Regions from separate parts of the Homo sapiens genome. Here region 1 is linked to region 2. Evidence: chromatin contacts called from ENCODE Hi-C data. All regions are on one chromosome and are shown on one strand. Each heading gives the region's core, a stretch centred on a gene start or an enhancer-like site at or near the end of the contact. The rest is flanking DNA. Distances are from core to core; before and after follow the strand shown.

The links. Hi-C counts contacts between places; a loop is a spot of excess contacts on that map. Pooled maps may share reads with other maps.
Region 1: a pooled map shows a loop between it and region 2 (2.3-fold over the local background). The contact joins the enhancer-like site here to the promoter of FOXI1 in region 2. A Hi-C loop is called at or near these places in 3 of 168 maps with a recorded cell type or tissue (CD14-positive monocyte, CD8-positive, alpha-beta T cell and dorsolateral prefrontal cortex), 7 of 37 single-sample maps with no recorded cell type and 18 of 50 pooled maps.

What each region holds. Positions count from the first base shown.
Region 1 is chr5:170,356,908-170,359,657 of GRCh38, reverse strand. It overlaps a transcript of KCNIP1 not described here. Among named protein-coding and RNA genes, the nearest start is that of LINC01366, 27 kb to the right of the region's middle. Within about 2 kb of position 1,362, at least 14 of the 41 ENCODE cell types and tissues checked have a DNase peak (open chromatin) inside an H3K27ac peak, as active enhancers do; they include CD14-positive monocyte, where a contact is called at or near this core.
Region 2 is chr5:170,104,487-170,107,186 of GRCh38, reverse strand. It overlaps FOXI1 (forkhead box I1), which reads right to left and starts at 1,290. Exons shown (of 2, transcript NM_012188.5): 1 at 656-1,290. The coding sequence starts at 1,229.

The DNA of each region.
Region 1 (2,750 bases), core at 113-2,612, 250 kb before region 2:
CTGGAGAGGTAGGCAGGGACCCAGAAGCCCTGGATAATCAAACTTTCTTCCTGTGACAAAGCACTGGCACTCAGAGGTTCCAGGGTTGCAGAGAGTGAGTGGGGCTGTTGTAACATGACCAGAGTGCTTGCTCAGCCCCTCACTGCCAGGACAGTGAGCGAGCCAGGACTCGGATGGTGGGGACTCTCTTTCCCCAGCAAGGGGCAGCATTGAAGCTTAGCTTTTCATGGGACAGGTGGCATTCTCCTCTTGGTAGAGGGATGATGATATCTCACAGGTCTCAAAGTCCCCAGTGTGAAGGCTTCTGCTTTCCCAGACAATTCCAGTAAACAGCTGCAACACCTCAATTCCAGCCTGCCTAGTGTCCAAAACTTTGTGTGTATTTTCCCACACCCAAGAACACTTCTCACACTTGGCCTGTAAGAAGGGAGAGCCATGGGGGAGTGGCCCTCATGGGACAGAGCCTACTCAGTGTCTGGCAGGTGCTTTGGGCCTGCACACCTGCCTGAGAGGTGATAGGGATACTGAGAGAGCATGGGTATGGCTGTCCTGCTGATCTTGGCCTCTGGAGTGTTCCCTTTCCCCATAACCCAGGTGATGACACTTTATGGAATTTGTCACAACCCTTTGCATGACAGGTGGCTGCTCTGATCAGACCCAGCAGGGAAAAACCCACCAACAGAATTAGTGGGACGCTGGGGGACTCTCTGCTGGTGGCAAGGTGGGGAGTAGTGCAGGCAGGCGTGACTTCTCCAGCCCTAGGAGTGCAGAGGAATGTACCTTGTCTTGGCTGCAGCAAGACCTGGGTTCTAATCCCAGCTCTGCCACTCACCAGGGGAGCCACGACACTTAGCTAAACCCCAGTTTCCTTACCTGCTGAAATGGTGATTGCAATCCCTACCTCCAGGATCAAGACTAGAAAGAGGCAAGGAAGGTGCCTAGGGCACAAAATGTAAGCGGGGGCGGGTGCCCTGCAAGAGCAGAGTTGGGATTTGCCTGTGAGCTGATATCTCTTACTCATATCATCATTACATTAAAAAACAGCCTTGTGCCATTGATATTATTATTATCTCCAATTAAAAGTGGGGAGCCTTGGCTTGGGGTGGTGTTCAAATGACACAACTTCACACAGCTGGTAAGAGGCAGAGTTGGTACTCCAGCCTGGCCTGCTTGAAGGCAGAGTCCATGCCCGGGTCCAAGGTCAGTCTCTTGAGGATCTTGAACAGCAGTGGGAGGAGGCAAGAGGAACAGTGTGTCACTGATGGGGCAGCTGAGGTTTTGCCTCGAAAAAAGAGGAACAGCCTGGGCCTGGGCGGGAGGGGAGAGTTACGGCTCCAGGGCCTTGTCCTTGAGATAGATCTCATCTTCCCACACCCCTTTTCCCCACCCCCGCAGCCTCATGGGTGGCCTGGAGGACACTAGAAGCTCTCCTGGATTGGATTCCTCCCTTCTGCTCACTTTGGCTCTGTCATCTGTGCCTGGGGTAACATTTGTTCCCAGTGCAGAAGGAGATGAGTTTAAACCTCCCCAGCCAGAATGGAGCCTGCACAACTTCTGGTTCCTGCCAGCGGCCCCCAGGAAGTCTGTGAGGCGGGTGGAGGGGAGCTGACTGTGCAGAAAGAGGAAGACGCAGGTTCCCCAGACCCCTGATTTCACCAAGCATCCGAGCCAGGAGCTGGGCTTCTCCTAGGTTAAACAGCAGGCGAGGACCTGGCTCTGGGAGTCAGGCTTTTAACTCCTAATAAGGAATCAGGTGAGGGAGATGGCTCTGGGTAGGCCCTTAAGAAAACAAGTTGAGCAGAGGGGAAGCAGTGGTCTAAAGTCATCCAGTGGCTGGACGTGGTGGCTCATGCCTGTAATCCCAGCACTTTGGGAGCCCAAGGCAGGAGGGTCTCTTGAGCCAGGAGTTTGACATCAACCTGGGCAACATAGTGAGACCCTGTCTCTATAAACAGTCAAAATTAGCTGGTTGTGGTGGTGCACATGTGTGGTCTCAGCTATTTAGGAGGCTGAGGTGGGAGGATTGCTTGAGCCCAGAAAGTCGAGGCTGCAGTGAGCCGTGATTGCATCACTGCACTCAGCCTGGGGAACAGAATGAGACCCTGCCTCAAAATAAATAAATAAATAAAGTCATGCAGTAACTGACAAGGCCATAGGCTTTCATAAAGTGATCATGAGATGTTGCTCTTAGAATCTGTGCCTGGTGCTGAGAAAACAAGTAATGAGTGAGAGGGAGTCCCAGCCCGGAGGGGCTCTCAACCATGAGAGTATCCGCTAATAACAGAAGTCATATCCATCAACACTACTGAGCACCTAATAGGCAGGGAGCTTTATCTGCACAATCTCATTCAACCCCATAAGAAGGGTATTGTAATTCCATTTTATAGATGAGGAAACTAAATGCCAGGGAGGTGAGGGACCCAGTCCGAGGCTTCCGAGCCACAGTGCAGGGTCCGGGGATGTCTCAGTCTAGAAACCAACTGTGCTCCTCACTGCATTCGTGGTTTGAAATTTTTTTTTTTTTTAATGCCAAAGAGATTCTTTAAATGTGGGAGAAATCCAGTAAATAAAACAAATAAAAATAGAGCCAGAGGGGTGGGAGTGGGGATGCCAGAAGCCTGCCCACCCAGCCTTTCCTTCTGGGAACAATCTTAATGCCCTTCCCTAGACACTATGCAAGCTCAGACCCAGCCTGAATGTTTTACGTGGCTGGAGGCTCACGCAGGCTGGAGGCTGGAGGCTGCAGACTC
Region 2 (2,700 bases), core at 41-2,540:
TTCAAATTCAAGCTCCATCACTATCACTTCATTCTGTGTCACCTCTGAGTGTTATTTTCCTAATCTGTAGAATGGGTTTCATAAGAGCTACCCTGCAGGGGTGTCTTCGGGTTAAAGGAGGTTACCTAAGTAGAAACAAGGCAGGCAGCAAAATGGGCCATTAGTGGCTGTTTAACCCAGGTCAGATCCTCTTCCTGGCAGTCTTGGGATGCCCTTGGGCTTTGGTTGGTCCAGTCATTCATTCACCAAAGACTTTCTATGTGCTGGGTGCTGGAGATGCAGATGAATCGTAATTACTGCAGGCGATTAAGCGCTTGATAACACCTAAAACCTTGTGTACATTATCTCATCACCTCCACTGCAGCCTGCAAAGCAGATGCTGTCACTATCCCTGGTTTTCCGATGAGGGAACTGAGGCTCTGAGGTCTAACCTGCCAGAGGTCACTGACTGGGCAGGAGCACAGCCAGGGCTGAAACCCAAATCTTCCCCCAGGCCCATGCTCTCCTTCACTGCTGAGCTCCCCTCTGTCCTGCCTGGTAGCATCCCCCAGTCTTGGGGGGCACAGCCCTAGTCAGAACTTTCTAGAATGGGGTCTTGGGGAGGAAGGAAGTGAGTCTTCCTTGGGGACACCCCCCACACTCAAAGCCTCCTTACCCGGGTCGTCCTCGTCGCGGGGCACCTTCTTGAAGCAGTCGTTGAGCGACAGGTTGTGGCGGATGGAGTTCTGCCAGCCGGCCTTGCTCTTGTTGTAGAAGGGGAAGTTGTCGGCCACGTACTGGTAGATCTGGCTGAGAGTGAGGCGCTTGTCGGGTGCCCCGTGGATGGCCATGGCGATGAGAGCCGAGTAGGAATAGGGTGGCCGCACCAGCTTCATCAGCTCCTCCTGCGAGGGGATGGGCAGCCAGCCCAGGTCGCTCCCCCCAAGCCCCGACACGCTGGGCAGCAGCGGCCTCTGCACTCCATAGGCCTGGGGCAGGAAGGGGCTGGCGTTGGGGCCGGGCAGGTAGGGTGGCGGGGTCATGGTGGGCCCGTTGAACCAGAGGTAGGGGTTGGGGGTGGCCCCATACTCGCCGCCCCCCTCGAAGGAGGGCCGCTGAGGGCTGGGCACGCCCTGTGGGTGGAAGAAGTTCTCATAGTAGAGGTTCATCTCGGGGGGCTCCTGGCCGATGCTGGGGAACTGGGGGCTGCAGCGAGGTGGGGAGGGCGCCGGCAGGTCGAAGGAGCTCATGCTGGGGCTGGGCTGGCCGGAGCCACCTGCCTGGCACCTGCACCCCGGAGCTGCCCCTGACAGGTGCTCAGCAGGCCCGGCCTCCCACTTATACCCCTAGGGCTTGGCCGGGCGGCCCCACCCAGGGGCGGCCACCTGCCTGTGGATCCCAGCCCAGGGCCCGCCCTCCCTCAGCCTCCAGCCCACGGGGAGGGGACTTTCCCGCTGGCGCCTCAGGTCCCCACTAATGACATGCTAGACGGCTTACCAGAGCTGACACGCAGCGCAGCGAGAACGCCCCTCTATCCTCTCTCCCGGCTTTCTCTCCTGTCTTTTCTCACCATCCTCATGATTCCCTTCTTCTTTTTCTCCTTTATTCTGTCTTACTTCTCTCATTTTTTTTTCTGTCCTTCCCTTTCGTCACATTTTTCTACCCACCTCGGTTTCCTTCTCTCTCTCCCTCCTCTCCTCTCTGCATCTCATTCTCTGTTTCTTTCCTTCTTATTTTCTTTCCTCCCTTCTGCTCTGAACTGTGTTTCTTTTCTATGAACTGATCTGGCCACATCACAGCTGCTCATTCCCGTTCTCTCTCTCTCTCTCTCTCTCTCCCCCTCCCTCTCTCCCTCTCTCCCTCTGTCTCTAGGCTTCCAGTTCTTCTTTCCACTTCCATCTCTCGCTTCCATTCTCATTGTCTTCCCGGCTTCTCCCCTTTCTCCTTCTCTTTCACTCTGTCCCTTTCTCTCCACCTCTCATTTTCTCTGCGCCTCTCTTCCCATCCCCTCATTCTCCCTCCTCTTCCCCCCAATGTCCCCTCATTCTCTAACCAACTGCCCCAGCCGGGACTGGGTGGGACACTTTATCAGAAACCCTGTTTCTTGGTCTTTTGAGGTGAGGAGGCACTTTCTGGAGTTGCCAGGAGAGAACCGGCCCTGGAGACTCAGAAGAGGGCGCAGAGGGGCCTGGGCTGGCTTCTGGTGGGGTTCAAGGGGGCAACCAGTCATAGGCACCGCAGCCTCCCCCAACACACACATACACGCACACACGCGTACGCGCACACGCACACACGCGCACACGCACACGCGCACGCCCACACACGCGCACACGCCCACGCACGCACGCGCACACACGCACGCACACACACACGCATATGCATACATGCTGCAGACGGGCAGAGAACCTGAGAATTTGCCTGGAGAGCAGCAAGGCTCTTAAAAATAATAGCAAAAGGGGAAAATGGGGAATCAGTCTTCAGGGAAAAGTGAGAGAACTTGAACAATTCAAGTTTCTTTCCAGCTGCAGGGCAAGCAGGCTCCCAGCTCCTCTCTGATCCAAAGACCTTTCATGTTTCAGCTCGCAGAGGCCCCTGGCATGGAGGCAGCCAGGGCACGAGGAGAGCGCCCGACTCACCATGCCCCAGGCGTCCTCTCTCTCTCTCCCTCAGGCTCCAGAAGCAGGAGCTGCAGCCCCTGCTGGCTTCTCCCTGTGGCTCAGC